Linked DNA regions of Mus musculus: region 1 is linked to region 2. Evidence: chromatin loops called from intact Hi-C (ENCODE). Cell type or tissue: left cerebral cortex. All regions are shown on one strand. Each heading gives the region's core, and the rest is flanking DNA. Links, peaks and the distances in the headings are about the cores only. Region 1 overlaps Gpc5 (glypican 5). Region 2 has its middle 26 kb from the start of Mir17.

Region 1 (15,921 bases), core at 3,367-11,366, 430 kb after region 2:
TCTGGGACAGGCTCTTATATAAATCAATTTAAGCTCATAGAACACAATTAACTAAATTCAGGAAACACAATCCCAATCAGTTTGCTTTTTCATTTATTAATATGATCTAGATAGTTACATTTTATACTTCTTGACATTATAAAAAGTATGGAGAAAAATATTTTGTGTCCATGTAAAAGACAGGATTATTCATGTGTCTCTTAGAGGGGCAATGAGAAATCCGTGTCGATACTTCAATAGTACTTGACATCTGTTTTACATTCTTTACCTGTAGGAACTAAATGTCGTAACATGTAAATAAAAAATAAGCTCCATACATGGCTTTGAATAGCATGCAGAAGTAACAACAAAAATCTCCTCAATAGGAATATTAGAATGTCATTGTAGGGATTATGGTATATTTTTTAAAAAATGGAATGCACTTTTGAGTTTTAAGAAGATGGGGCACTATGCATAGTGATCAAAAAATATATATGAGAAGAAACCTGGGGGAATATATAGGAGGATTTATTAATTAACCATATTTCAATGGTTATATTTCATGCACTTTTATTTTATTCTAATTTTTATTAGATTTATTTATTTAATGTATGTGAGTACATTGCTGCTGTCTTCAGATACACTATAAGAGGTCATCAGATTCCATTACAGATGGTTGTGAGCCACCATGTGGTTGCGGGGAATTGAACTCAGGACCTTTAGAAGAGCAGCCAGTGTTCTTAATCACTGAGCCATATCTCCAGCCCCCTTATGTGGTTTTACTATTAATAATTGAATGCACTGTCAGCCTTTTCAAAAGCAACAAAAATATTATAATTTATATAATTCACAATATCATGCACATATTAGCACTTATCTTTAAACAAATGTACTTGCTTTTTTATTTTCTGGGGGAGGGGTGACACTGCCACCATCACACATCTGAGGAGGTCAGAGGATGGCTTTCAGAGGCTGGTTCTCTTCTCCTGCCAGGTAAGTTTTAGGCATTGGAGTAAAGGAGCTTACCTTGGTAACACACTTCTTGACCCCTCGAACATCGGGCATGTCCCACTGATTATTTGTTTTAGGAATATATATTACTTTTCTACAATTATAAAATCATGAAGACATAGGGCAGGGTACATTTCTCTTCCAAAGATCAAGTGTCGAGAGAGGACGAGTTGTGCTGTACTTGAGATGTGAGCTGGTTTAGATGAAGACTTCAGAGCACTGTTCTTATTTAATAGGATTCCATTTTGATGTACAGTGTACCTTCTACATAATGAGTTTTATATTTCAAATGGTTGAAAACTGTAACCAGACAGAATTTTAAGTATTGTACATTTCCTAAAGAGAAGCATCGATCACTTTCGCCTTAGTTACTTAGTATCACTGATATAAATTATTTAGCCCATATTTGAGTTTTTAGCACTCTGCAGGAGATGAAGAGATTTTAAAGTCTCCACTCTTTCATATACATATACAAAATAAAATATATAAATATAAATATTTTCATAATAGCACTTGCTTGGGAATTTCTGTTTATGGATGGCAATAAACTGAAGATTAGCTGCAAATAAGTCCAAGATCAATGCTCCCCGTTCTTTGTACAGCAGCTCTAAAAGTACAAGAAAAAAATAAAATGAGAAAAATTCACTGCTAAAGATTTGAAGTAAAAAAGACAGTCTAAAGAAGTCTAAAGAAGGTACAATTCCTATATATAGATTTTAGTATCTTAATTGAGATAAATGTGTTTTGAACATGATCTTTTCATTATCACTTGTTTTTGCAATTTCAATATGTTCTTTGGACAAAAGGTTCTAGCCTGGTCCAGGCAGGCAGATGAAGCCATTTGTAGAATGTAAAAGCTTCAAGACCAGGAAGCTAATTAGCAATTTATTTATTCAGACATGCAAGTCAGCTTCTCTTTGGGACTCTATCCAAGGAAACACAGAAAGCCTCAAAATGCCTCCACAGACAGATCCATTACTGTGTAGATTGACACAATTTATCATGATTTCTCATGTGTGTCTTTTGGGGACTATTTGTCTGCAAACTTTATTATTATTTGTATTATTTACTTATGGTAAAAAAAAAAATGTTTGAGTGCTATTGCTGGGAAGAGGCTCTGTTTGGGGATTGGTAATTAGCAGCTTCCTGTTCATTTCACTTGCTAATGTGTCGCTTTTCTCTCTAGAAGTTTTTTTTATCAGCTCAGATGACAAAGCGTTCAGCTTCATGAAAATTTCAATGGCTAAACAAATGCTTCGATTTTTATTTCAAAAGAAACCAAGGAAGAATTCTCGGATGGACAGTATGGTGTTGAATTCAACAGGGAGTCATACTGAAAACTTGCTGTCAAGAGTCCTTGTCCTTTGTCCTTAATGAAACAGAGTTAATCTTTCAAAATGTAAGGTACTTCAGGAAAAATTTACCTAGGAAGAATTTCTGTGGCGGAATGTTAGGTTGCTCTCAGTTGACCATTAATTGACCTTTTTATATGGATGTGTGTATGTACAAGGTTCTAGGCTCCAGGGCAAGAAAGGGTAGCAGTGATCCCTGGGCTGAATGACAGGTTAGCTCGTCAGCACAAAGTTTTATGGCAAAATATTGGCAAGTCTTCTGGAAGACATCAGAGTGAACAGGAATTGGGGTGCATACGGCGTTCCACACTATCGATCTGCGGTATAGTCATGCCCTACTTCTAGAGCCAGTTATTCACCACATCTTACTCCTGATACCAGCTCCATAAAACTGCTGCCTGGCTCACCGGCCATAAAATGCCTCCTGACTAAGTTTCACAAAGATTGCTTTTCTAATCTGCCCTTCATTCCAGTTCCTCTGAAAGTAGATCCACAATAATCTCTTGGGGAAACATATAGCTATGACATATGTTCTTAGGTTACAAAGATATTCTGAGATATGGAGGGCAAGTAAGAGCTAGTCAGAAAGGAAAGGGTTAAGGAAGTGATAAGTTATCCCCTGAGAAGACACCACTAAACAGAAGAGTACACACAAGAGGGGAGAATTGTTCTTAATGAATAAAGCCATGATGCACCCAAGGTACACTTAGAGAATTGAGGGCTGGTTCTAAGCAAAGGAGTAGTATAAAAAAAAACGAAGCCCAAAGGGTCAAACTTTAAATTTCCTAATCTCCAGTTACCTAATGACAGAAAGGATTGAAAATTTCAGTCCATCGCCTATATTTTAGACTATATAGCATCATGTGATATTTGAAATAATATATATGTTTGATATACTTTGGAATCATACTCTAAAATTGATCCTTTAGGATGTTCAGCTGAAAACTGTTACATGGGTTCCCATACATGAGTTCCTTGCAACTTTTCGCTTGTCCACCATGATTGTGACTGTAGCCCTCAGTATTAAGGATGCAAAAAGCCTGAAACAGACAGTGTCATCAACCCACAGAGCTTCTCATTCTTATCCTTTGTCCCAAGCACAGTCTCCTGAATTAAGTATGAAGAGTGTAGTGTATCTGTAAGAGCAGAATGTATCTATGAGAGACACTTTTCCACAGTCAGGTAGAAAGCATGCATATAACATACCATCTTAAGCGTATTTTAGTGCCATACAAGTCGTAAACATTCAACATGTGGTGTTTGGCATGATCTAGCAGTGACCTAGGAGAATGGTCTTCAAAGACAGGGGACTTGGTCGCTGCTATGCATATTATTAAACACAAATGTGTGTCATAGCTTTAGAGAAACCACTTCTAAAAATCTATATAAAAGACAGAAAATTATGCGTTACATCTGACTGCCAAACACAGAACTAAATTAAGGGTTATTTTTGTAAAGTCAATACTCTTCTCCCGTTTGGGTTGTAACTTGTAACTAATGTTGCATTTCTGGTTGTTGGGTATGCAAATTGGCATAATTCATGATTTCCCAGAAGTACAATGATGTATAACTCTACTCAGAGGTGAAAAGTAGCATGCACTCCATTTTGTCTTGGACAAGCGTCTGCAGTTACCACACTTCTGCTCTGCTCCTCCTCCATGTTCGCTTCTCCTACCTCCACACACAGGTGATTATTATTTAAGAAATCAATAATGCAATTCAGTGCTTGTAAGTTTCTTCAGAGGAGGAAGAAGTATTTGACACCCCTAGAGTCCCTAGAGTCACTCTTTCTGCTCATTGCCACATGCCTTCAGCCCAAGCCCATCAAATACCATTTCCATAGCTGTTGTTGGAGCAATCACTTCAGTGTTGTTGAGATTTTTCTCTTCTATGACTATTTCCAAGTCATGAAGATGCTTTTTACACAAGGTTTGAGTAACTGGCATTTCTTTTTCTGGGACTTGTAACTTGGGTTATACTTGATATAGACTCTTGGCATAGCTTTTATCTACTAAATCCATTAAATCAGTTGCACAGATGCCTGTGTCTTTCAGGAGCTCACCTTGTCCTTGAGTCTGAGAGACTCAGATATGTGAGAAAAAGTGATGCTGATGCCACGAGGGATGGATGTGCTTCAGGCAAGGAGCACTGTCTGAGACAGAGCAGGAACAGTGAGCTGCAAATGAAGCTGCAAATGAAGTTCACATGGCTGCAGCTCCTCAAGTCAGAGGGCAGGGGGAGAGTCTACACATTAATGTGAGATTACATGTAATCAAGTTAGAGTAGTACACTACTGTTAGCTGAAGGCTAGTCATAGCCAAGTGCTTACTATCACAGTTTTCCAGCAAGTTTGCTAAGAAGGTTTTGCTATGGACTGAGGTTCCACAAAAACAAGTGGAGACTTCTCGTTCCTGACTCAAGATTCTCTTGAAGCAATGAGACAGGCAAGAAAATTTAATGAGTGTATGAGGGATGAGTGTGTGTGTTTGTGTGTGTGTGTGTGTGTGTGTGTGTGTGTGTGTGGCATGCATGCACACATGCAAATGTGTGAGTAAGAGAGACAATGAGGGATAGAATGAGGAGAGAATGAAAGAGAGAAAGAGAGAGAGAGATTTCTCGTTGGAGTTAAGGTGATTCCTCTTGCCAGCCGGGAAACAGAGATTTCTTTACAGGTTCTGTGCCTTCCTCTCCTCTTAGCTGTGTATGCACAGTTGCCTGAGAGTTTTATCAGAAACCCTGTTCTAAGGAAAGAACATACACTAAAATATGCAACCCTGGAGCTTCTGGTCTTTTTTTTTTTTTTCAGTCTCTAATTCTATCCAAGGCCACATTATGTGTCTCATTTATTAAATGAAAGGAAAAACCAGTTTTTTTAAAAAGTTTTTTGAGATGTAACCTAAGTGAGAACGGGATAGTGTATACAGCCACTGTCAAAAGAGCCAATCACTAAGTCTCCCTTAAGGACTGTGGACCTGCACATGGATATCCATTTTATGCAACTGTTCACTCCTATCCTCAGGGCATCTTCTTTCTCTTTATGTCTCTTAATCTTCTTGATCCTATATGAAGATATCTCTAATGAAATTTCTAGCTTTACTTTACTATATGTGTTAGTCCTGAAATTCTTCCTAGCAGAAAAGTCAAAAAATTTTTGGTTTGGCCTGAGGAAGGTGTCTCATAAAGGAATACCTGGTGATGGTCTGTCCCCTCACTGGTGACACCATTAGCAGTACTAAGAGTTTAAACTGGAAATCTGATAACAGAGACTACATTATTCCCATGGCTGTTCTCTTCTGTCAGTTGCTAATAAATTACACATGTTGGTGATGAAGCAAATGGATGAATAACATGAAAATACATAGGGTGTTTTCCCATTCAAACCAGCACACATGTGAATTTAGCTATCAAGTCCTTTTCGGTGTCAATGATATGACTCATATAAGTAGTAAGACAGGGTTGAAGTCTAGTTCATTATCCAAATCCCAGCCAGTGCCAACCATCATGGAATCATTAGAAGATTATTACATTTCATTATATAAGCCTTCAAAGGCACTTTTTTGCCCCTCCAAACACACAGCTACTTTACCATTGTAATGTGTAACTGCCCAATAAAATTGCTTTTAAAGCTTTCCTTGCTAACCTTTGCCCTTGAGGACTATGTATAATTTATTATCCTACAATCAGTCAAATAGTTTCCTTTCTTATATTTTGGGATTTCCTTTCTTCTTTCACCAACATTGTTCTTACAGTTTTGTTGTTTTTGTTGTTGATGCTTTGTTTTTGAAACCTGAAGCAACACATTTTAATCATTTGTCATTTGTCATCTTCATTTAGGAGATGTTTTTGTTCTCAATTAGGCTTTAATGAAAATAGTTTGCTGTCCTGAGTAAAATTGTTGTTGTAATTCTTTTTTTTTTTTTTTTTTTTTGCTGTTGGTTTTTCGTCCGGTTTGAACTAGCTTTCCTTGTAGAAGAAAACCATTCCTTCTGTTTTCTGGTTAACAGTTGAGCTTTCAGTGGTTCCATGATGGAAAGGCATTTGGCTTCAGGGTTGATTTTGAATATGAAGTCACATAGGTTTGAATCTGTGCTGTTTGGAGATAACAGAAGATAACTAAATATCAATTCTGTCAAAGCATTGCTTAAATTTATACAAGCTGCTCTATACTATACAGGGCTTATAAAATTTAATGTGCATTTTCCTTTTCCAGGCTCTGAACGAAATAGTTTGTAAGTTAAAATTTAAAAATATAACTTTCTATAAAATGAGTGATGATTCTGAACAGGTTTAGATTTTAGATGGGAGCTGGGACACTCTTCATGTTATTCTGTTAGGTGGCAGCTTAATGGACCTTGCAGAACTATTCAAATCAAAGGATGGGGAATTGCTCCCAAACAATTTTACTTTAATAATATCCATGCCTTCTCCTGATCCACCTATCTCCACCATTCCTATGTTAGACTGGAGTTTCAGTAGAAAATTAGGATAGGCTTCTCCCATTTCTGCCACACATCACTTTTCTTTTTCTTCTTGTTTCTTATATTTTAAGATTTTTGTCTGGGTCAAGGGATGCATATACTCACTCATGTATGTGCACATCTGTCAGAGGAGGCCAGAAGAGGCCAGAGGTCAGCTTTGGGTGTCTGTCTCCATTGCTTTCCTTTGTTTTTTGTTCTTTGTTTTTGACATATTTCTTGAACACAGAGCTTACTGACTAGGCTCTTCCTATCTCCTTCCCCTGGGCCTCCTTCTCTCCCCCTCTCGCTTTACTTCCTCCTGAAAGTCTTAGATGGAAGTCAAGGTTAGAAGCAGAGTACACTTCCTCATCTTCAGACTCACCACTGGCTGATCTGATCCCTGATTTTCAACCTATTCTGCACTGACCTACATCGAGAAGCATCCCTATATAAAGTGGGTTGTTATTCTTCCTTCCAGGTTGGGTTTGCTCCTGCCTTGCTTTCTATTCAGTTCAGAGTGTGCCTAACAAGGTAATGTGACAAAGCCTTTTTGATTTAAGGGTCATTTTTTGTGTCACAACTGATTAAAAGAGGAATTTGCTACTTTTAATACTCAGTAAACAAGTCTAAACATGTTTAGAACACACATATATATATATATACACATACATACATATATATATATATATATATATATATACACACGCGCGCACATATACACACACATTATATATATATATACACACACACACACACACATACATACATACATAAAACCCTATATTTGTATGAAAGACTCTATCCCACTCAGGATTAAGTTTATGGTGTGGGAATTAATTGACACTGCTTTGACAGCCGTACTTCTGAATGTGGACAGCCTCATGTCCTGAAGTCAGCCTGCAGCAAACAGATCTACACACATCTATACTTCTCTCTGTAAATGAAGGCAGCTTCAAAGGAGGAGCTTTGAAGCTGGACTTAAAAAATTCATTCTACTCTATTCTTGTCCTGGTGAAAAATAAACGTGTTATCAATTTAGATAATTTTTTTCTCAAAATAGATTGATATTTTGCTGAACAATAATTCCATGTTAAACAACTGAGATTCACTTCATAAACAGTATAACTGCATATGTTTTTACAACCTGATAATTTCTTTAAAGTAACATCCTTTTGAATTCCTTTTGAAGTGCCAGTGTTCTTTCCCTCTGTTCCCAGAGCTTTCGGTGTCTTGGGTTGCCATCCAGTGGCAACAGCTACACACTTCACTTGTGTGACAAAACCCTCTCTCTCTCTTCGAAGCAGGGTGACTGTTCTGATCAGAACTCAATACTGAATGATAACTTTGTAAAACTGATTTATCCCACTTGTACCCATGCTTCCCACTGAGACCCATAAAGCTATGCATATGTCTAGATACTGACAGAGGGAAAGCAGCAGATGATAGCAACAGAGAAAAGAAGTTCTTTTATTTTTTAAGGAAAGCTATTATCCACATTCATTACTTCCTTATAGTAATTATAAATAATGAGAAATATAGAGTTTGTGTAAGTTTTTACAGTGTCACTAACTTTTACATTTATACATTAATGATGATTGCACTTAAACCAAATGTTCCATTTTTTGATGTTTTTCTCAGGTATGATGGAATCTATGAGTAAAAGGACCATATATAAATTTGAGCAGAGAAGTTAAAACAGCTAAATTCATCCACTTATTTATTCTAAGATAGAAAAATTATGTTTAGCATATATAAAGGATGCACTTTAAACAACTTGTATAAACATCTTAACTCTAGTTTGTGAACAGTGGTGAGGATCCTGCACTATCATAACATTAAATGAGACTTACTTAAGCTACTTTAAAGAAAAATATAATGAACACGGAAGCTTAAAATTAGGGTTTCTTTGTTTAAAACACAGCATAATTTGATTTGTGGTTTTCTTTCTATGTCTGAAGATGAAGAAGTTTGGAGGCAAAATAACTTGAAAAATTGTTTCACCTAGATTAAAATCCGTGTCTCTGGATGGAGGAAGTTGTGGTTGGAGTTTGTTGGTGTAACAGATATCACTTTTTATCATTTGATGACTGCTTTAGAGCGCTCACTCTATGGTCACATAGCCCCATGGACTTGGGAAGAGCTTTCTACTACTGAGATCATGAGATAGAAGATAACAATTTTACTCCATGACTGATAGAAATGCAGATGGGGGAGCATGGGGAGAGAGAGAGGGTGCTTCTACTTGGCTGTCTTTCTACATTTTTATTTTTATTTATCCAGGCTCCCTGTCAATGGGATGGTGTCTGTCTCTCATTCAACCAATTGTCTCTGGGTTTGCCTTCACATACTCACAGGCATTTCTCATCAATCTAAATCTAATCAAATTGATAATAAAACTAATTATTAAAAATGTTTTCCTTGATAAGTTGCTATTCAAAGCAATTCACTAAATTGCAGTATCCATCCTGGACATTGCAAAAGTCTCATGCTTATTTCACAACGAAAAAATATGTTCAGTTCTGTTTCAATGGTGCCCATGTTTTGTTCACAGTCTTCTCAAGACTCAGTATACAGTTTTAGTTGTGAGTCCATGGAGAATAAAATGGTAAGTTACACATTGTGCTAATCTACGATGGTGTAGAGTAACATCTTCATTCCACAATGTAAGAAAGACAGTCCATGAAAGAAGAGATGGGAGAAAGGTAAGAATTCAAACAGCAATTTTGAATGCTCTAGCTCTATGTCAGGCATCTGGGGCACATGGTGTCCAGATCCGAGCTCTAAACAGATCCAGCAAGACCTCTGTTTGGACTGTTTTTTAAGGCTGATTAATTCACTATCTGCATATTTCTTAGGCAGATTCCATATTTGCAGCAACTTAGACTCTGCTCATAGCTGCAAGCACTGTGCTTTCTCTTTGGTGTTCCTATCTGGGAATTGGATCCTGACATACAGTGTGTGGTACCAGGAGCTTCCCTCCACAGTCTTGAAGCAAGTGACCACAACATCCAACTCTGACGTTGTGAGTGTTTGAAAAACTCTTGTCCTATGGACAATGCCAAAGTCTGCAGCTGGCTCAAGTAGTAGCTGGGTGTCTTTGGATTACACCTATTAACAGCCACAGTTTTCTCCGATGACTAGACCTTGCAAAACTCTATCTAGATGGGCCTGGAGATGCAGGTCATCCAGTGGCTTGGCTCTCTCATCATTCGATTGAGTTTATAGTTTTATACTCCAGTGATTGAACTCAAGTGAAGTCTTTCCAACTTCTGAGATGTTCTTACAACATCTTTCTTACTGCTCCAGTGCAGTGTGCTTGTATTCTCCTTAATGACCATGATATCTTTAACAACTACTCCTTTCGTGTCTACAAGCCATATTCCTTCCATTAGTAGCCAGACTGTACTTCTGGTAAATTCCTCTGCTCAACTCTTTGCTCCTACCTCTTATGGAATTTCGCTCAAACTAGCTATCACAAACCAAACCCAAGTATTAATACTATGCTTTGTTGAAATGTCTGCCATATTAATTCATTTTATGTTTTTAAAGTCAGCATCCTACAAAGTTTACAAAAAGGATGAAACAGAGACAAAATATTTTCCAATATATAACACAAAGTACAGATGCCCTGTAGAGTCCTATGCCCTGTAGAGTCCTTATGACCTAATTAAACTCATGATCATATTTATATTAGTTGTATCGCCACTGGGAAAAAACCCAACAGCAACAAAACCCTTACAGAACGACTTAATAGGAAAATATTTATTTTAACTTCGTTTCAGAGAGTTTGGTCCTTACTTGGTTGGCCACATATACTTGAGCATTGCCTATGGCAGTGGAAATGTTAGCCAGAACGTAGACGGCTAACTAGGGAGCAGGGAGAGAAGAGCTGTTGGTGTTTGCCTGGCTTACCACTTCCTCTCTTCTGCCTATTTTCTTCCTTTTATATTGTCCACTGGATTTCCTATAGCCTGGAGGAGTTTTCAGTACCCCCCACCCCGCAAAAAAAAAACAAAAAACAAAAAACAAAAAACAAAAAAACAAAAAAAAAAAAACAAAAAAAAACAAAAACCAAAAAACAAAAAACAAAACAAAACAACAACAACAAAAAAAAACACCATCATAGATACACCCAAGTTGTACCTTACCAATAATCTAGATGGGTCTGAATCCAGTTAACCTGTAAATAAAGATTAGCAGTAATGTTGCCCTCCTCTGTTTCCTAATCCTTTCTTGTCTGTTTTCTTCTATTTATTTTAGGTTTGTGTGTGAGAGCTTCCATGCATGTATTTGCAGTATAGTCTGTTGTGAGCCACTTGATGTGAGTGCTGACAACCAAATTTAGGTCCTCAGCCAGAGCAGCAAGTGCTTCTAGCCTTCTAACCTCCAAAGCTCTTTTTCAAACTCATGTAATCTTTTAAAATTAATTAATTAATTAATCAATTAACTTTGGTATTTTGCCAGCATGTGTATTAGATCCCTAGGAACTGGAGTCACAGACAGTTGTGAACTATCATGTAGGTGCTGGGAGTTGAATACGGGTCCTCTGGAAGAGTAGCCAATGGTCTTAACCACTGAGCCACCTATCTAGGCCATGTAGCTTATTCTTGATGGAGAACAAATATATTTTAGGGTTGTCTGGCACACTGGCAGGGTTGACTGGTTGTAGGGATCTGCACTTAGGTCCCTATGACTGCACAACATTCATTTTATTGTATGAATGAAGACACCTTCGTAAGATCCTACTACCTCAATGAACTAAGTCAAGAGGCTCCCTCGAGAGCATGACCAGAGATCTACTTCTGTGAGGATTCTCTATCTGTATCAACATCAGCTAACACATGTTTAATCCTAAGCAGAGAGACATGAAGAAAGAGGGAAAGTTTGCAGAGACCAAGAACCCTTTCATCTAAGCTGAATTTATGTTTGGTTTACGGTTCTAGGTAGAATACAGGAAGGAATGCAGAGGAAGGCCACTGCCTAGGAACGGAGAAATCAAGGCCACTTAGATTCCTCCATTTAAGGAGAGAAATATGGATGCATTTTTGGCCCCTTACACAAGTTAGCGCTTCACTGTCCTCTTAAATAACTCTCAATAACCACATGTACCGGACAGTCACTTTCCAAGGAAGGCTAGAAGATGAACCTGGTAGTACAGAAGAAGCAAGGGAGAAGCCTGGTAAAAGGTTGATACACAGAGCTCCATCCTCACCTTCTAGTTCCTTTACATAAACTGCAGCTCTCCCTTCCCCTCTTCCTCTTTATTTACTTTTCATGTGTTATCCCCTTTCCCAGTCCCCCATCCCCCAAACCCCTATTCCATCCCCCACCCCCTGCTTCTATGATGGTGTTCCACCTACCCTCCCACTCGAGCCACTCTTCCCTTGATTCCCCTTCACTGGGGCATCTATCAAGCCTTCATGGGACCAAGGACTTCTCCTCCCATTGATGCTTGTCAAGGCCATCTTCTGCTATATTCGGCTGAAGCCATGGGTCTCTACATGTGTACTCCTTAGTTGGTAGCTTAGACCCTGGGAGCTCTGGGGTTCTGGTTGGTTGATATTGTTGTTCCTCCTATGGGGCTGCAAACTGCTTCAGCTCCTTCAGTCCTTTCTCTAACTCCTTGGGGACCCAGTGCCCAGTCCAATCGTTGGTTACAAGCATCTGCCGCTGTACTTGTCAGGCATTGATAGGGCCTCTCAGGAGACAGCTGTATCAGGCTACTGTCAGTAAACCCTTGCTGGCATTCACAATAGTGCCTGGGTTTGGTGACTGTATATGGGATGAATCCCCAGGTAGAGCAGTCTCTGGATGGCCTTTCCTTCAGTCTCTTCTCTACACTTTGTCTCCATATTTGCTCCAGTGAGTATTTTGTTCCCCTATCTCAGAAATGTGAGGTACTCTTATGCCTTTGAAAAATCTTTCATTTTCTTTGTATGTAATACAAGAGATCTGGTTGGTGCCCCGTCTTTCATCAACTGCTTGTCAATGACCAGTATCTCTATCTACAATGTTTATTAAGATTGGAAGTGATTTTTCAATTTTGAAGACTAACGAAGTATGGGTTTGAGCATATAAAATAGACTATCAAAGAACAGAAGAGACTCTTTGCTGAAAGTACCTCTCTCTCTCTCTCTCTCTCTCACACACACACACACACACACACACAATCATGTGACTCTGCTTCTTGTTTCTGACTATAATTTTCTTCTTCTGTCACCTTTCCATTTCACCTCGCATGACAGACTGTGTTCCAAGAGCTTTCTTTCACTTGTTTGCATGACTCATACTTTTATTCTAGAAAGTTATCAGCATTCTGACTTGTACTGCACTGCACTGTTCTTATTTCATTTTCATTGACTACAAAAATGGAAAGACCCAAAGGTGTCTAGTGACTCACAATGATCATTTGTAGACCAGAATCAACCACCCTTTTTAGTTAGTAACACACACTACCTGCTATTATTGAATCAGTAGCATGGAACAGAGTTGTGAAATAACAAGATGAACATCTCAAATACTGATTCTTTAAAGTCTCTATGTTCTGAAGGAATCACCTTTTGCGTTGGTGTCAGAGAATTCCTAATCAGAAAACATTATGCTTGTGATGTTGATGTTAGAAAGTGAATGATATACATGTGAGTGGATATCTGATGTATTCATGAGAAGACCCATTGGTGTTTCCATCCTTTGGTTTCGACTATGACCAAAAAGGATCATATTCTTTAAGGATATTAAAACTTCATTTCCCTTCTGGTTTATTGTGTCCCAAGCTAGGATAATGAATGTTGTGTATAGAAGCCAGTCTGTCTTCTTTAGACATTTGTACTTTTAGACCATCTGGTGTGTGTGTGTGTGTGTGTGTGTGTGTGTGTGTATGTGTATATGTATGCACATTCATGGGAGTAAATGTGTACATGTGCATATCAATATATGTGCAAATGTGTGTATGAAGGGCAAAGGTAAACTGTTATCATTCCTCTAGGTCTCTTTAGATTGGGTTCTTACTTGGGTCTAGTCTGGTTGGCCAGCGAGCCTACAGAGATCTCGTTTCTTCCTACACAGTGCTGGGTTTCCAGTTGTACATCATCATGCCCAGGTTTTTGTATGAATTCTGGCATTGGACTCAGACCCATATCCTTGCATAGCAAGCACTTTACCAACTGACATCTTTCATCCCTCCCTGCTTTTTAAAGCATTGGAGTTAATAATACCAGTTAATTCTGTTTAGGGTGAGTTTATATTAATTTCTTTTGTTCAACATGCATTTTCCATGGAGTGCATATGGTTGCTAACAGTGTCTGTCTGAGAAACAATACAATGTCATAGACTCAGCTGCTGGAAAAAGACCCTTAGCAGTAGTGTTATATAGAAATCATTGAGGAAAGACTATCACATCGAATGGATGTTTATGTCAAGCCCTTCATCCCATCCCAATGAAACTGTTCTCCATGGCTGGAATATAGAATGACAAAGAAATGATAAATGTACATGCTAATCTCTCTAGTGTGGGAATGGCACAATGTGTTGCCTGTACGAAAACATTGTACAGTGCTCCATAGATATGCAGCATTATCATGTGTCAGTCATGACAAAGACTGTTCCCTTTAGAACAACAATTGATACAGTTTCAGCATGCTGTTGTGTCTGATAGGTGTCTGGCAGAAGGCATGATATCTATACCATCTTAATAAAAGGTGCATTCAGGTGGTTTTTCATATCCTTGGTGCATGTGTCTGGAAGCAATATTTTCAGATGAATGGTAAACTTCTGAGTAGAGAGCCCCCAGTGATTCTTACTCTCATAATATTAGAAAAGAGGTGTCTTCATTTGCTAGATTTTTTTCTTTCCTACATCTTGTATTTAATATTTATTAATTTCTTGTAGGATTTGTTCTTATGCCTGCTGTGCACACACACATACATATGTGCTTGTTATTGTGAGTTGCCTGGAGTTTGAGAATGCTGTGTAAGTACTTCATTACTGAATCAAACTCTTGGTCCATATTTGGCTTGATTTTTTAAAAATCTATTGTTCCAAGCATCAGAACTTTGTTATTGATTTTTTTTCCCTGAGTGACATATCAAGTTGTAAAATGATCAGTCTTTTTAATGTACTACCTGAGCTTCGTAAGCTTGGGTTTTATCTCATGCTTCACTGAATTACTTTCTTTTAAGTTATATATTGATCCATACTATTGGTTAGTAATTGTACTTGCTTAAACATACATGCTCATAACCATTTCTTACGTTTGAAATTTTCAGTGTAATGTCTGTCTAAAGAAGGCCTCATCATCATGTTTTCTCTCCAAACATGGGATCTAGACTCAGAAGCTCAGTAGTCTCCTTGTTAAGAACAAGGTCTAAGTGCTGCTTTCTCTGGTCCCTTTCGGCCGCAGACACTTTTATTTAACCCTTGATATGGGAGGTGGTTTCAGTGAGAGGTGACCCACATAGATTTGAACACCTGATCTCCAGACGCTGAGGGTTGGGGGATGCTATGGAACTTTGAGGCTGTGGTAGAAGAATTAAGTCATTTGAGGCTCTATAACTTTCCCCAGCTTCCTGTTAATACTAAGATCTCTGTGTAAGAGTGAAAATGTGATCAACCAACTCTCGCTGCCATGCCTTGCTTTCTCACCATTTTCTCGCCAGACTTCTACATAAACCCTCCTTTCTTTAATTGTGTTTGGTCATGGAATTTTATCACACTAACAAAAATCTTGCTAACAAAATGTATATTTAAATTAGCTATACAAATCAAATATTTACTATTAATAAATCGCAAATAAATTCTTTTCAACTGACTATTTGATGCATGTAATCATTTTGCCATTAGTACTGAGAATGCTGTTTCATATAATTACCTGGTACAAAAGAGCAAAAGTGCATTTAACTCATTGGAGATTCATTCCTTATTCACAACCAAAGCTTATTTAATGTTCTCTCTCTCTTTCTCTCTCTCTCTCTCTCTCTCTCCCTCTCTCGCTCTCGCTCTCTCTCTCTCCTTATTTATTTTGAAACTAAAGTCAGCATCTAAAATATAAAATGTTAAGGTCATTTCAATCCAAGGATACAGTAATTTGGTATTTCCTACAGAAAAATGGCAGCATAAAAGTATTA
Region 2 (15,921 bases), core at 3,783-11,782:
CGTAAACCAGGAATGAGTGTCACCTGGAAGCCAGCAAGACCATAAGAAGCTGAACCCTCCATACAACTCAGCAGTGTCTTCATAGGGTATGAAAGTGATGAAATGTTTGGTGTGGAAGAATTTGGGGTTGAAACTGGCTGTTTCTTCTAGGTCATTTAGGTTAGAGGAGTTACACATTGTGGCAGCTACTACTGGTACCTGTCCAATGCCTTTAGTTTCTTCTTTATTAACATAACCTCATTTCATTTTCTGAGTACAATGCATCCATGTACCCAGTTCTTGCCAGAAAGATGCAAAGTTCAATGGGGATTTGTGACTTTAAATATAAGTGATGTGGCAAATAACCCTTCTCTGTCGTGATACATAGATCACAAAATTGAAGGTGAGGCTGCCATCTTGCAACTAAGATGAGAAAAGCAAGGTTGAGAGACTGTGAAGGCAGAAAGTTCTTTGGGAGGTCTGAGCATCTGGAAAGAAAAGAGAAACAGTAACTGTATTGTTGTTGAATTTCTGCCACACATTACTAAAAGCAGATCATGACCAATGTATATCCATGAACAGAAGGGAAAGGAGGACTTGAGACCTTGAAGAATTAGGTGTGAGGGGCTTTGCAATAGTCATGTGGTGGGATTTGATACTTGACCTTGAATTAGGGAATTAAAACATGTGATATGCCAAATCTGTGAAACCAGGGTTTTAATGTGTGCTAGCAGCATTGTAGAATAAAGATGGCAGTTAAGTGGGCTCAACGCTGATCTTAAAACCTCAGCATATCTGGGCATGCCTATAGGTTGTAGGAAGTAATATCAGCAGGATTTATTTATATGGGTGACCAAGTAGCTTTCTAGATGGGGCAAACAGAAATGGTTCATGGGGTAAAGGGCTTGCTACCAAGCCTGATGACTCGAGTTTAATTCCTTGGATCTCTATACACAAATAGATGTAATTTAATTTTTAATAATTAAAACTTACTACAGAAAAAATATATGTGTATAGGATAGTATTTCAAGAATAATGAAGTTGTTACAGTAAAAACGTCATACTTAACAGTTTTTTATTAAGTAAAAATGGCTGAGAATAGCAGCCTAACTCCAGGGAAATAGTGGCTGGACAAAGGAACGAAAGCTTTTGCTTTCAGTTTTTACTGAATTTTTCTGAATGTTCTCCCATACATGATTCAGCACCCAAAATGTCAACATTTTGAATACCTCTTTATGACGAGACAAATAATGAGAAAGTAATTACTGCAGCTGTCCCAAAAAAGATTAAGAAGGTGGTTTGCCTTGAGAGGACAACATTAGTACCTCCAGATGCTGCCCTCAGATATCTAGTGCTATGCCTGGAGTGTCTCTATGCACAACACATATACATCCACCAACCACAGCAGTCATAGTTCTAAGGGTACGCCTTGTCTGTAGTCCTTTAAAATACAGTTAAACAGGGATATTTTAAAAATGGATGAGGAAGCCAGAAAAATGGGAAAATGAAACAAAGAGACAGTTCAAAAAGGAAAGAAATTCCCGACCTGCCACTTCTGGACTGCCAAAGCAGATGAGATCAAGTTTCCTTTTAAGCTGTCCAGTCTGTAGGGCTTTGCTACAGTGGCACAGTGGCAACAGGGAAATACAATGTCACACCATTTGTGTTTGTTTCAACATGTATCTGTCTTCTCTGCTAAACTCCTATTCAATGGGGCAAAGAGATGTCTTAGGCACACTGTTATATTTTTGTTATGTTCTCCACCTGTCCGCATGATTTCCATTCTTTTCCTTTTGGATATAAAATTTTTAGGGTCTTCCCTTTAAACTATTCAGTTTGTGTTCATATAGCTTTGCAAGAATGGTGGTTGGGTCAAGATTGCTGGTAAGGTTTTTCTGTTTTTGTTTTGTTTTGTCCCTTTTTGCATCTCAAACACAGAATTATCCTTAGAACAAGCATGTTGTGTTGCCTCATTGTCTCTGGCATATCAGCTACTCCCTTAGGTTGGAGGGAAGTGCCACGCCTTTTTCATCCCTTAGTGATCAAACTTGATTTGCAAAATGAATTCACTTGGCTGTAAGTATTTCCATGAGGTGTCAACAGCTTCATTCATCTCTTCAGTTGTTTACTGTGATGATTTACCGCGGTTCATTCTATCCAAAGACCACCATGGACTGACCACCCACTACACATTCTCTTTACGGACGGCAAAAGGTAAATAACGTAATATAAGTGTAGCTGGTTTTATCTTCACATTTCAATAACTTAATTTCTAACATAAATTGTCAATTTAAAAACTATTTACCAGTGTGTAATATCAGAAAATGTGTTATTTTATTAACATGAATGTTTTATCTGTGAGTGATCAAGTTACAATGTTGTTACTCATTTTATCTATAACTATTGACAAAAGTATTTACTGAGAACTTTTCACCAAAGACCTAATGATTTGAAATGTATACTTCTACATCAAACAATGAAGTGATTTCCCTGATGTGACTGCAAATATTCACTGCTTTTTAAATCTTGAAACAGCTACGGTCAGAATTGCCTTGCTGGCTCATAGGTCCCTTTTACTTGACATATAGAACTCTATGGCTTTGGTTTTAGCTGTATATGTTACTTTTTAGAAAAAGAGTGATCAAAGATGAGGCACTTTGTCCCAGCACTATCTTGAATGTTCAGTATCTGCTTTTTCCTATATGTATCACACAAGTATTAAATGATTACTATAAAGCATACATATCACTGACTGATGCACATGTTCATTTGGTTTCCTGTGTAACTCTTTACCTTGATGAGTGGGCAGAGAAAATGGAAGAAGCAAAGATGGGCATCTTGGAGTTCCTTGTTCTTTTGACTTCTAGAATCAATTCAACCTTCAGAAACCTTTGTAAATATAGTCCAGGCAAAGAAACGTTGTTTGGTAACTATTATTGTAATGTTTACCCACTCCATTCAGAAAAACAAATTATGGGAAGGCAGTTTTCAGTAGCTTCAGTCTGAGTTCCAAAACTGACATTCCCAAAATAGTCTATACATCAATTACTACACAGTCTACGTACCAAACGCTTCCTGGTTGGATCTACTTATCCAGAGTTTTGAAGGTGAGTGTAGGGTGATGCTATGCTATAAGGTACCAATTTCTGCTTCAATTTCCTGCATCTTTGTTATCCCCACATCCTCACTGTCCCCTGCATCCTTACTGTCCTCACATCCTCACTGTCCCCACATCCTTACTGTCCTCACATCCTCACTGTCCCCACATCCTCACTGTCCCCACATCCTCACTGTCCCTGCATCCTCACTGTCCCCACATCCTCACTGTCCCTGCATCCTCACTGTCCCCACATCCTCACTGTCCCTGCATCCTCACTGTCCCCACATCCTCACTGTCCCTGCATCCTCACTGTCCCCACATCCTCACTGTCCCCGCATCCTCACTGTCCCCTGCATCCTCACTGTCCCTGCATCCTCACTGGCCCACATCCTCAATGTCCCTTCACTGTCCCCGCATGCTCACTGTCCCCACATCCTTACGGTTCCCGCATCCTCACTGTCCCCGCATCTTCACTCTGACAACCTCACTTGACTGGCAATATCCTAAGCTTCATTTTCCACCAAACCTTTTCTTACATGGTCCTTTGCTCCTTAGGAATGCCATTCTGAGCCCTCTAGCTCTTTTCTACATTCTGTAGGAAATGAAAAGGTGTTATATATCTTCTCTTATGCTGTTGGCAGAGATAAAGAAATAAGATGGGTCCTGCAACTCATTGCCTGGAAACCTTCTTAGTTAGATCATGGATTTCCACTGTTCCAAGGAGCAATGTTACCAACTTCTTCCATGTGAGAAGCCCTTTAGCTGTAAGTTTCTGGGGGCATTTTCCTTACTTGTCATTTCTGTACTTGAAAATTGCTAAGCATCTTCCTTCTATGACAAAAACTGTTCAGGTTTTGTTATAATAACCAATATCAAATGCTGTCTGAGAAACATTTGCAACCCAGTCAATTGCCACATATCCATGGCTCAAAGGTTTACAAAGAATAGAGATTGAATGTGTTGTTTTTATTCTTTGTGTTCTTCTTCACGATACTTGGAAGTCTTGGCTGCAAATGATTGAAGAGTGAGAAGTCACACAAACATCTGGAAGCTAGAATCGTTTTGTGTGTTCTTTGTTCATAGATCTGGTGCCTGGTCTGGCGGAACTTGAACCTGGAGCCTATCTGAGGCTTTGGTAAAGGTGTTTGTCAAAGCCTCTCCCTATGCCTTGGGCTAATTGAAGTTCTTGCATATTAGGTGAGGGTTCTGAAAGTAGCTCTCTAGCCCCAGTGCAGAAACTACATGGCCTCTCAGGACCTGGGTTAGGAAAGCGCAGGCCTCTGTCCCCACTACACTATTGCTTAACACAGTATGTCCAGACGCAAAACCAAGGGTCATAGCCATGTCTTCTCTGAGAACAGGTATTGGATCACTTGTGACCGTGTTCCCAAGTCATCCTATTATTGGTTATTCAATATAAGCAATAAATACTATAGTAAAGCCCGAACGTGCTTCTCAAAATAAATAATAATAAGTTCCTGAAGCAAAACCAGCTTTTCTCAAAACTACTGGGGGCCAAAATTGCATCCTTCTCTCGGGCACTTACACAGTCTGAATTCATCTTCCTGATCAAACACAGGTCAGGCACTGTGCCCAGCTGATCTGTCACCAAGCAGGAAGAGCTTCCAGCCATCTCAGAGCACCCGTGAAATAGTTATGGGTTACATGTAATTTCTGAAAATTGAGTTTATTGTAGAAATTTTGCTTTCTAATAAACTTTATTTTAGGAGATGAAGCTTAGCGTTTAATTCAGAAAGAAATATGAAAATAATCACTTTTCCTATACTCTTGCCAATTGATGATCTGCTGATAAAAAAATATCTAGAATTTTTAAATTTTCCTGTGAAGCTAATTCTTGTGTCATTAAAGTAATTCTCTCATAACTTTCTTGAAAGTACTTTTTTTAGTTGTGTGTGTGTGTGTGTGCACGCACATGCATGTGATCTCATACACTCAGGGAGAGTATGTCACAATGCACACATGGAAGTCAAAACTCTTGCAGGAGTCAGACCTCTCTTTCTGCCATGGAGATCAACCTGGGGTCTCATGCCTAGCAGCAGATATTCCCAATAATCTTCATTCCTTATATAATATTGTTTTTGCTTTTAAAGATTTATTTTGTTTTTAACTATGCGCATAGGAGAGGTGTGTACAGCTGGCTGAAGAGGTCAAAAGGTGAGTCTGGATCTCCTGGAGCTGCCACCACAGGTCCTTCTATCCCTTTATCAATCTATCAAGTCAAATGCATGGTGCCCAAATACTCTCGTGTGTTGGGCTTTGCCGTGGAGGGTGACTGGAAACACCTAATGATTTATTGCTATACCCATAGATTAGTGCCATGTGTCTATCATAGATTTCTGTTTTGATCTGATAATGCAATACTTGATTGCCAGTGTAACAGTCTGGGCTCAATCAGGAGATGAAAGTGACAGCAATTTACACAAGGGAAGTTAAGAATAAAGTATTATTAAATTATGATAGGAGTGGCTTTAAAAACATAACGAAGATGCTAAAAGCTACCTTATGATTAAAGGACTCTGGCCCTCAGAAGAATAAACTGGGGTGTTTGGGGTGGGGTGGGGTTTCTCTCAGGCTAATTGAGAAGGTATTACTATAGCCCACTAGATGGCAGAGAAGTTTGCTACGTGGCTGGGCTAGTAACACGCTTGAGATATGGAGCATTAGACAGCAACAGAGTGTTTAAAGAGTAGGAAAATGGGTGAGGACCTCCTGAAGATAGCCACTAGATTCCTGCCAGAGGCTCAGGGTTTCCTAGCAACAGCACTCGGTACTGCATGATCAGATGTTCAGCACCTAGCTTCTTCCTAAACCCGCTCCACAGGATGACCTCAAGGTAAAAGCAAGAACAGAGAATCCTATACAGAGTAATCAAGTAAAGTTACTCCCATCCTTTAGCAACTGAATTTACATTGTGTGCATGAAAAGAAAACATATTTAAAGTGTTATGCATGGGCTATCAGAACAGGTGCTAGAGAGCCAATTTGGGGGCTCAGGGTAATAAATTGATAATTGGCAGAGAAAGCAAGCAAATACATCTTTGTCTGTTTGAAAAAAAAAAAAAGAATTCTACGTCCTAAGTTTCATTCTAGAGAAAGCGCTTTCACTGATGATTTGTTTTATATAGTGGAGAAAAATAGGAATAGGAAAAAGATAAAAGCAAGTGTAGTGGAATTTTATTCACATATATTGCTCAGAACATATGGTCACATAGTCACTGTGAAACCCTTTCAATTTTAGAGCTGAGTTTTATAAAAATGTCATCCACGGTGCCACTTAATGCTTCCCAAGCTATCCTGTGACAGTTTAATCCCTACTACGTAATAGTTTACAAACCTCTACTCAAAGAGACTGTGGTCAGGCAACATTGAGACTTACCCAGGGACAGGCCCCATGGCCAGCAGTTTTTGTTTGTTTGTTTGTTTTTGTTTTGTTTCTATGTTTTTTGTTTGTCTTTGCAATGCTCTAACCGGTCATTTTCTTACCTTACCAATGTTTTACATATTTTGCAGAATTTCTGTGTTTGTAAATGTGTCTCTGTTTTTATGTGTTTCTTGTGCCTTACGGGACTTCTGGGTATCCAGATGTGTGTCTCTGTGTTTACACAAGTTTCTGGGTATCCAGATGTGTGTCTCTGTGTTTACGCAAGTTTCTGGGTATCCAGGTGTGTACATCCGTGCTTACACAAGTTTCTGGGTATCCAGATGTGTGTCTCTGTGCTTACACAAGTTTCTGGGTATCCAGATGTGTGTCTCTGTGTTTACACAAGTTTCCGGGTATCCAGATGTGTGTCTCTGTGTTTACACAAATTTCCTGTGCTTCTTCCTTGGCTCTTTTTATTCCTGTTTGTTTTTGTTTGTTTGTTTGCTTGCTTGCTTGTTTTGCCCTATTCTGGTTTTTTGTTTGTTTGTTTTGTTTTGTGTGTATTTTTAGTTGTCTGTTTTGTAAGGAAAGAGAGAAAGGAAGGGTGTGTGTAGATCTGGGTGAGATGGGTGATGGAAAACAGCTAGGAGGAGTTGGGGGAGAAGAAACTGGGATCAGAATATATTGTATGAAAAAAATCTATTTTTTAAAAGAAGAACAACAGTAATTACCACTAATCATGTTTTACATATTGAATACCACAGTACTTAATCTAAAAAATTTAAAAATATATAAGTGATACTATATAGTATATATCCTGACATCATCATCCATGACTAGAGTTGTGATTAGGTAGAAATACATTTCAATGTACCAATGAATCTATCGGTTAACTGGAATGGACTATATGGATCTGTTCAACTTTGTAATTCACGCGCACAAAACTAGTGGCCGTTCTAGAAACCTACTACATCTAGCTGTGAATATCATCAAGCCCTGAAAATTCTTCACTAAATTTTTCAAAATTAAAAACCATTTCTATTATTTACTTTAAATGCTGTTACAGTTTTATTTTAAGGTTTAACCTATATAAATACTAGGAAAAATTATTAGTGCATACCGAGATAAATTTCATAACAAATGGCCATTAGTCATTTAGTGTTTTAATATGCTTGGTAGTGTTTCTGACCCAAGGACACCTTCCCTGATTTCCATAACCTTTAATGTTATGCAGGAAAGCATCCACACAGCTTTGCACTTAACTTAAATTCTCAGTCCTGATGATTTGGTACCCCAACTGTGTCCCTGGTACCTCGGGCCAGATATAAGATCACCGCACCCTAAAACAAACTAAAAAAAAAAATCAGTTTCTGCACAAAATAGGCAGGTAGAAAGATACAGTCTCTTATTTTGAACACCACAGAGGGCTCCTTCTACGCTTTCCAAGTCAGTTTAGACGTTTTCCAAACAAACTATCGTCATCTGCTGTGGCCGTTGATTTTTAAAAATTTACCCGTGAGACAGTAAAACTTGAATAGCCGAGAAACTCGTTTTCCAGGCTGGGTATGCGGTTTGCTCCTTCTTTCCGGCTCTGTGCAGCCAGCCCTGCCACCGTTACTAAGAGTCACCAGCAGAGGGTAGACACGGAAAGGGCTGTCAGCCGAACCAAAACTTGTTGCCTGCCTGCATCAGCAGCGAATATTTCAGAAAAAAACGGGGACCAGTCAGGATCACCCAAGCCTTTGGGTGACGGGTGGACAACGGCGAATGAGTTTAAGGATGTTAGGATCTTCGTTGATCTCACAGCCTGTGGACCTTCATATGAAATGGAACCAGAGCGTGCTCTCAGCTGCCCACCATGTGACTGCTCTGTCAAATCGGTCTACATGAAGCAGTTTACAGTCATAGCAATATTCTGTGGAGCCAAATTAAGTGTTCTATTTGGGAAAAAAAATAGCTTGAAAACAAAACCTGGGCAATCTGTATAAGGGAGGTATTTAACATGGAAACCATTTTAACAATTGATTTTAAGATAAAAATTATATTTGAAGACTATTCTGATTAAAATGTGAAGGCCAGTTTCCTGGGGCACTTCTGTCAGGTTGTAAATGTTTTGTGAGATGTAGGGATGAGATTTAAGCCATAAGTTTTGTAACTAAAGAAACTCTGGAGAGGGGACATTAAACATGAAAATGCATCTCATAGAATAAAGGTCATTCGGCGTGTTCACAAGCTGTACCTGTTCACAGGACAAACAGAAAACATCTGAAAGCAAAATTGGTTTAGAGGAACCTCCAAGTACGTCCTCCTCACGACAGCTCTTCAGTGCCAGCAAATGCTGCCTGCCCACAGTATCCCCTAACAGATAGATCTGTCCTGTGCCAACTGCAGACCAATGCACATCCCCATGCTAAGAAACATTAACATACTATCATCCCCCTATCAAACCATTTTTAAAATGTTTTGCAAGGTTTATGCCACTGCAAACTTAGATTTTGATGAATCAGCGAGTGAAGAGTTTTCTCATAACGAGTATCTCTGCCTAGGGTTTTACGGGAGAGACTGTTATTTTCAGATAAACTATTTGTAAACAACAAATATTCACTAAAGCCCCTCAACTCTCTGTAGTATATGCGAGTTTCTAAAGCACCCTGAACACTGAAGCTGAGCCAATAGGACCACATTCTAAGCCATCAGTGAAGCATAACGGGCAACTAAAATCTTAGTCTTTCATGCTCTCTGGAATTCACCATCATATTTAGTTTAAGTAGATCTGTTCTGGTTACTCTGGATAAATAAAATGTTCAGTTAGCATCCATCCTTATAAACCTTACTTGAAAAGTGGAGATTCTTGTTTTACATATGAAAAACCTTGACTTTACGGTTATCATACATAAAGATACAGCATTTTTTTTTTGTATGCTAGATGTGCTTTTTTGGTAACAAATACTGCTTTCATTTGTACTTGTGAGTGCCTACTCTATTATAGTCTGCATGTTTAAAATAATTAGTTTAAAATAAATATTTTATGCATCATTGTGAGTAGTGGAAATAAGGAAACACAGAGATTTGCATATGAACAGTCATGCTACTTCAGATCATGAGGAAATGTAATTTTAAAGGCTTGTTTTACAACTCTATTCAAAAGAAAAAGAAAACATTTAGACTAAAATTGTATTATACCCAGCCTGTTTCACCCTTTCTTGACTATTACAGCCACCAGTTCGCAGCTGTACCACTAGATAACACAGCCAAGCTCTGGACATGTAGCTAAGCACAAGATGTGCACACACAAGAAAACTGGCAACAAATCCAACTTTTCAACTTCTCCGTTAGTAGCCCAGTTGTTAAATAGGATCCTGTGTCTTAATTCAGTGTTGTACGATAAGCCTGGATCCTGCTACAAAAGAATACAGACATAATATTGTCAAATATAGAAATTATAGTTTTAAGCCATTGGAAAAGATTGGTCCTAGAAAAGACCTAAACTGAGTAAATGAGATAACACTTATTGAATAATTTGATATAAGTTTCTAAATTCTAAAATTTTACCATTTTGATAGTTAACATCATTCCATGCAAACTTCTACTATATAAAAATTCTGTGTCATTTAGATTTGTATGAAATATTTGGAGAGAATGGTTGAATTAGTAAAATAATTTTCATAACTAATTACTGGTTTACAATTTAATTTTTATTTCGGTGAAATAATTTAATTTATTATATTTGTAGTAAGAAGAATGCTTACCTATGCATGACAGACATCAACCATACAGATATGTCTATAATCAGATATAACTTGTTGATTTTACTTGATCATACGAAATATTTTCTTTGTTCTTTTCTTGTAGGTTGTACAATTTTTAGACTCACCCAGTTTTGTTAGCTTGGGGATTAAGATCAACGTGCTGCATTGCCGAAAGTACTGGAGGGTGGGAGGCAAAACATTTACAGAATAATCAGACCCTCTGAAATAAGATGTTTTCAAATGCAGCAAGCACGAAACTAATATTTTAAGCTCTCTAAAATTATTACATTTATGTACTATAAAACAGTGAAGAAATCGAAATTAGTGTTTAAATTATAAAACACGTTTTTATTTCTTGAAATGGAAACTATCAAAGATAACAGAGAATTAAAATTAGAGAATGTCTCACAGATTTATGATAAATAATAGATAAGCAAAAAGATTTTGAAAAGGCAAATAGTCCCCTTCAAATTTGCTCAAATAAAATCATTGCAAAGCAAAGACAAGATTTCAGGGTGTGTTATTATGTGTACAGTTTAGGGTCCGCTACAGGAATTTGCCTTTTGAGCTAGAACACTATGTTACAGCCTTAACTACGGAAAACAAAGTGACATTTTCCTTTCCTTTTTAAAGCTGCTACTGAATTTTTCATTTAAGCAGCATTTCAGATAAAAGCATAAACAGAATCATGTATGTTACCTGGCTCTCTTTTCATGTGAAACTTGTAATAGTCTATAGAAATAAACTTTAAAATTATTTTTACATGCAATGGTATCTATTTGGCAACAATTTGGGATATAGATAAATCAGAGTGTCTGCTATCTGGAGAGATGGAATTTAAGCATCCACACAGCTGGAAGCAACGGAAGCTGCTTAAACCTTTGAGGAAAGAGAATCTGACTTTACTTAGTAGTGTTTAACACATGACTACTCTTTACCTCTGTGTCAGGAGGCCTGTCCATCAAAAAACCTAGCAAGGTAGAAACAGCAACGATATAATAAAAGCTGTGTATAACTCGAATTTCAGTGATCAGTAGATAAGAAAATTGAGCCATATTTATATATTGGAATGCTTTCTGGAATGGAGGTGTTGTGTGAATATATATAAAAACTAGAAGAATGTAAGGGCTGGAGCCACACCTCAGTGGGTAAAGTGTTTGCTCTGCAAGCCTGAGGACCAAATTTCAGCTCTCTGGCCCCCACATAAAAGTCAGATATGGTGGTTGTCTGTATGTCAACACTGGGGGAAGGAAACAGGCAGATCTCGGGGACTCTCATCTAGCCAAAATGGTAAGCTTTAGATTCAATGAGCTTCCCTATTTCGAAATATAAGGTGTAGAAGACAATCAAGAAACACATTCCACCATGAGCCTCTGGGCTCCATAAATCCAGGTGTGTGTACAAGTGTGCCTGCATACCTACGTGCACATGTGAATGCATACACAACACACACACACACATATACAAGATCACAGGAAGGGTTGTTCCATTTGTCTTCCCCCCCCCCCCCGTTTTTGTCACACATTTTGTTATTTAGGTTTGGTATATACAATTTTTCACAACAAAACATAAGAAATGTAGCCACATAAATGTTTAACAAAGTGGCAGCCGTTTTTGATTGATTTTCACCATCTGTTCACCAGCTTCTTTTATTTTTTTCCCAACCAATAATCAAATGTAAAAGTGAATGTGTTGATGTTCAGAGTAAACCCAGAGAGAAACTAATTCTAATGTAATTTATCTAAATGTATCAGAATCAGATTAGACTACAGAAGACGGCAATACATATCAGTATAGCTTAAGAAGATCTTACTCAAAAAGAGACATGATAAAGTTGAAAATTGACATGCACACCTGTGTCAGGGTGGGTATGGAGAATTTGAAATAGCCTGTACCATACCTTTTGAATGGTCACCTTATTCTTCACCTCCCCAAGGTTCATCCCTCAATCTTAAAACTGGCCTCAAACAAACCTTAAATATGAACGTGTTTGTATTTTTCCTTTGAAATTGGAAGAATTCAAGTTTTCACTTTCATCCACACATCTCCAACATGAGTGTTGAATATCTTACCCCGTGATGGACACAATTTCATAAAATGCCGTGGCACAAAACCAAAAACCTAAAGTGTGGACAATTCAAAGCCTTTTGTAGTAAGCGAAAGTCACATGGGGCAGGACGAGTCGCACTGTTTCATCTACTAGTGGAAAGCTGGAATTCCGCACACTTAAAACACTTAACGTGTAACCCCCTATGTCGATACGCGCGGCTCATTTACATCTCTTGATAGCTGGCAGCAGAGTCCTTTTCTTTCCACCGAGGGGAAGCTTGACCTGTTCACATGGTGTGCACGCTATGTGATTACTGGGTCAGTTCCTTCAAGTGGGGTGAGAGTGAAGGTCGATTAGAAGTTATTCTCATTCATTGTCTGAAATGTCACGTTAGGAGAGAAGAAATTTATTTATTTGTTTGTTTGTTTTTGTAATTTTCCCCCTCTAGAACCAATTCCCTACACCTAGTGTTTCCTTTTAGTTTTGTCAGAGCCTCACTCTGTAACGCACGTTGGCCTTGAATTCAAACTCTTCATCCTCCCTCTGCTTCCCAAGTGCTGGGATTCTACACGTTCTCCACCTTGCTTGTCCCCGTGGAACCTGGCTCTGTTTGATCTAATGCTGCGTGCATGCATTCTGTTAGTTTGATCCCCAAAATTGCATGAGACACTGAAGGATCCTGTCCTGAGTTCGTTTGGGAGACAGAGGCTGGAATTTGGGATTCGCAGGCAAGGGACTAAAGAAGGAGCAGGAAAGGAGACAGACGCCATGCTGGGGAAAGGAGCAGAGGCCATGCCTGAGAGATGCTGGACAGAGAACGTAGGCTTCATGTAGGTGCTGGGGAATTCAGCCCGAGAGGAATTCAGCCAAGATGGAACATAGGTTTTACTAAGTAGCATCAGAGGGAAGAGTGTTAGCCACGTGGAGGTTTGGAAGGGGCCCAACCATTAAGCTGTTTCAGGCATATTAAAATATAAAGCCTGTGTGTGTGTGTTTCATTTGAGAACTCAGAACATTGAGGCGAGTAGCAAGGGGTGCCACCGCCATTGCCAAGACTATTTGTGTAGCGATATTTGGGCACAGCAACAGAACCCACCAGAGGAAACAGCATAAATGGGTCCCAGTGGGTTCAGACTAAAAGAAGGATCTCTTGGCTTCTCCCTTTTGAGTCATTTTCTGCTAACAATGATGTGAATAGGAGCAGGCTCATGTAGAGGCAGAACCATAAATCCCGAGGGACAATCAAGCTTCAGAGACAGGATTAGAGGTTAGGAAGCTATTCCAATATTCTGGTTTCTCTGAAAATCGTCTCTGGAATGAGGAGGGTCTGGAGAGATATCTCAGGAGTGAGGAACACTTGGTACTCTTCCAGACGGCTAGGATTCCGTTCTCAGGGTCCTCATGGTGCCTCATGATGCTTGCAGCTCCAGTTCTCAGGAACCTGATGGCCTCTTCTGGCCTCCGCATGCACCAGATCGCCACATGGTGTGCATACATAAATGCATGTATGCAAGCAACACATTCGTACACATAAAAAAATAAAATAAATTAATCTTTCAAACTAGTAACTGAAACGGGTTAAATAATGACTTCAGAAAATGAAAAGACAGCATAAGAGAGATGAATTGTAGTAAATTAACCGTAAAACAATGTAAAAGTCTAAAAAACAACCCCCTAGCCATCTCAGTGAATGAAGATTGGACAGACTAGAATAGCCCAAACTCTGAGGCTAAGTCCTTCAATTGTCACCATGGCAAACAACACGGGTGCAGAGCTGGCCCCAGTGCTAGGTGAAGCAAAGAGAAGGCTGCTGTCTACACTGGGATTTGAACTCCCGTAACTTCCCTGGCTGTGATCCTCACCTGTCTGGATCAGTAGCCCAGGCACCTTAATCCCCATGTTCCTCTGAGGCTAAGGTCAACGACACTCAGGGCATGTCTGAAGAGCATGCTGGGACATCATGCACTCCGGCACCGAGGTTTTCATCTCGTCATTAGCTTCCTTCATCCCCACTTCTCCACTGGATCCTTTCTCAATGTCTTAGGTTGCTGAAGGTTTCTTTGAAAGTCTTCTGCAGCTTCCTTTTGTTATTCCTCTCTTCTCCGTTCTCCTGCAGCCACCTGACACAGCACGCAGATAGAATCACACACCTCCCTTTGTGGTCCTCCCATAACTGTCTAATAAGCATAATTTGTCTTCCCTTTTCCTTCTGGGAGTTTCTTATTCAAGGTGCGTAAGCTTGATGCAAGAAAAGGGATGCTGCTTGTGTCCTTTTTTTTGTGTGATTTGAGCTCTCGGAGCATGCGCTGTCAGACCTGGGGTTTCTGTTATTCACCGACCTATTCCCGTGGAACCCCGTCCCTCATCTCCTAGAAGGCATCTTCATCAGACTTCCTGAGCTGCACGCTCTGCGAGTTCCTCCTCTGGACCTTCAAGAATGGTGAATGGCACCAACTTCTGTTTCCTTTAAAATAAAAGTTAGTACGTCCTAGATTTTAAAACTTTTACAGCTTTCAGCACTAATTGTGGAGCCATATTTGCTATAAAGATTCAAGGGGTTGGGATTAAAAGTTTGAAGTCACTAGTGTGCAGAGTCCTGGGCATTTGGATTCTACAGTGTAGTTAGGTACGCTTTAAGTGTTTAACTCTATTCAATTAATAAAAGCAAACGCCAATCCTCCAGTGTCATCATTATTTATTGTCTTTCGAAAAGGATGGTTTAATCTCACAGAGGGAGTTAGAAAATGCCTAATTAAGTCTCATGAAGAAACAATTGCCCGGCTTTGCTGACTTTTCTCATTTTTGCCCCGGCCATGCTACACATTGACATGGAAAGGCAGTAGCTTTAATGAACCAGAGTGTTCTCAGTCACTCTGATAGCCATAAAGGGAGACTTGGAGGCCACTCTGGACTAAATAAGAACTGCACCAAAAAGCAAAACAAAACAAAAAACAAACAAACAAAAAACCTGCAAGGGTGAAGTGGGGAACCTTCAATTTGGGGCTATGAACTGTGCTTATCATCCCAGAGAGGAGAGAGCCAGTGACCCAAGGGCCTTGCATTGATTCCCCTCCTCCCAACGCCATCTCAGTGAGGAACAAACTCTTGAGACCTGACTATGCTGCCTGTGAATACAGAGGCTGGTCTAAGGACAGCTTCTTTCCAGACGCCTCTCTCAGGCTGAGCTGAAGAGAGTGACTCCTGCGGCAAGCATCTGTCAGGAAAGTGGGTGGTAGAACAGTGCTGTTGCCCTACCTTCCAAGGCAAGTTGGTCATTTGAGACACGGCACTGTTTGGCAAAGAAATATGCTGCCTGAGTCAGGAAAGTGGAAGAACAAAAGGGCTTCCTAGGACATCTTAACAGCTCTCCTTGTGATGACTGGAAAATAAAACCAGACTAGAGAGCTCTTGACACAACTGCCCACTGCTGAGGCTGAAACCCATGCCTCTGACACCCGTGTCTTCCTGACATTTCTCTGTGTAAATTGTTCATACCCTCTGACTTAATGGTACCAGGCAGATGCGGGCTTGACTCCTGGTTCAGTCATTCTGTTGTGCTGGGATGAAGAATAATTCTGCAACTTCCCTGAGCTTCAGTCTCTCAGTTTAAAAAAAAAAAGTAATAGCAAAATGTTGTATTACAATCTCAAAAATAAATGAAA

What was found. Peaks named below come from ENCODE experiments on the same cell type or tissue, not always from the same donor. Only the 100,000 strongest peaks of a DNase experiment are listed, where the experiment ranks them.
Region 1: a loop joins it to region 2, with 4 times the contacts of the local background. A loop is called at or near these places in 4 of 42 quality-filtered maps.

Annotation. Positions count from the first base shown.
Region 1 is chr14:115,443,096-115,459,016 of GRCm38, forward strand. The region is part of intron 5 of Gpc5 (glypican 5); the gene reads left to right. Among named protein-coding and RNA genes, the nearest start is that of 4930505G20Rik, 42 kb to the left of the region's middle. In left cerebral cortex, for the core only: a CTCF peak has its summit at 8,037 (motif pointing left); a DNase peak (open chromatin) is centred at 8,033.
Region 2 is chr14:115,009,758-115,025,678 of GRCm38, forward strand. No RefSeq gene overlaps it. Among named protein-coding and RNA genes, the nearest start is that of Mir17, 26 kb to the right of the region's middle. In left cerebral cortex, for the core only: CTCF peaks have their summits at 5,705 (motif pointing right) and 8,090 (motif pointing right); DNase peaks (open chromatin) are centred at 5,757 and 8,104; H3K4me3 peaks cover 305 bases.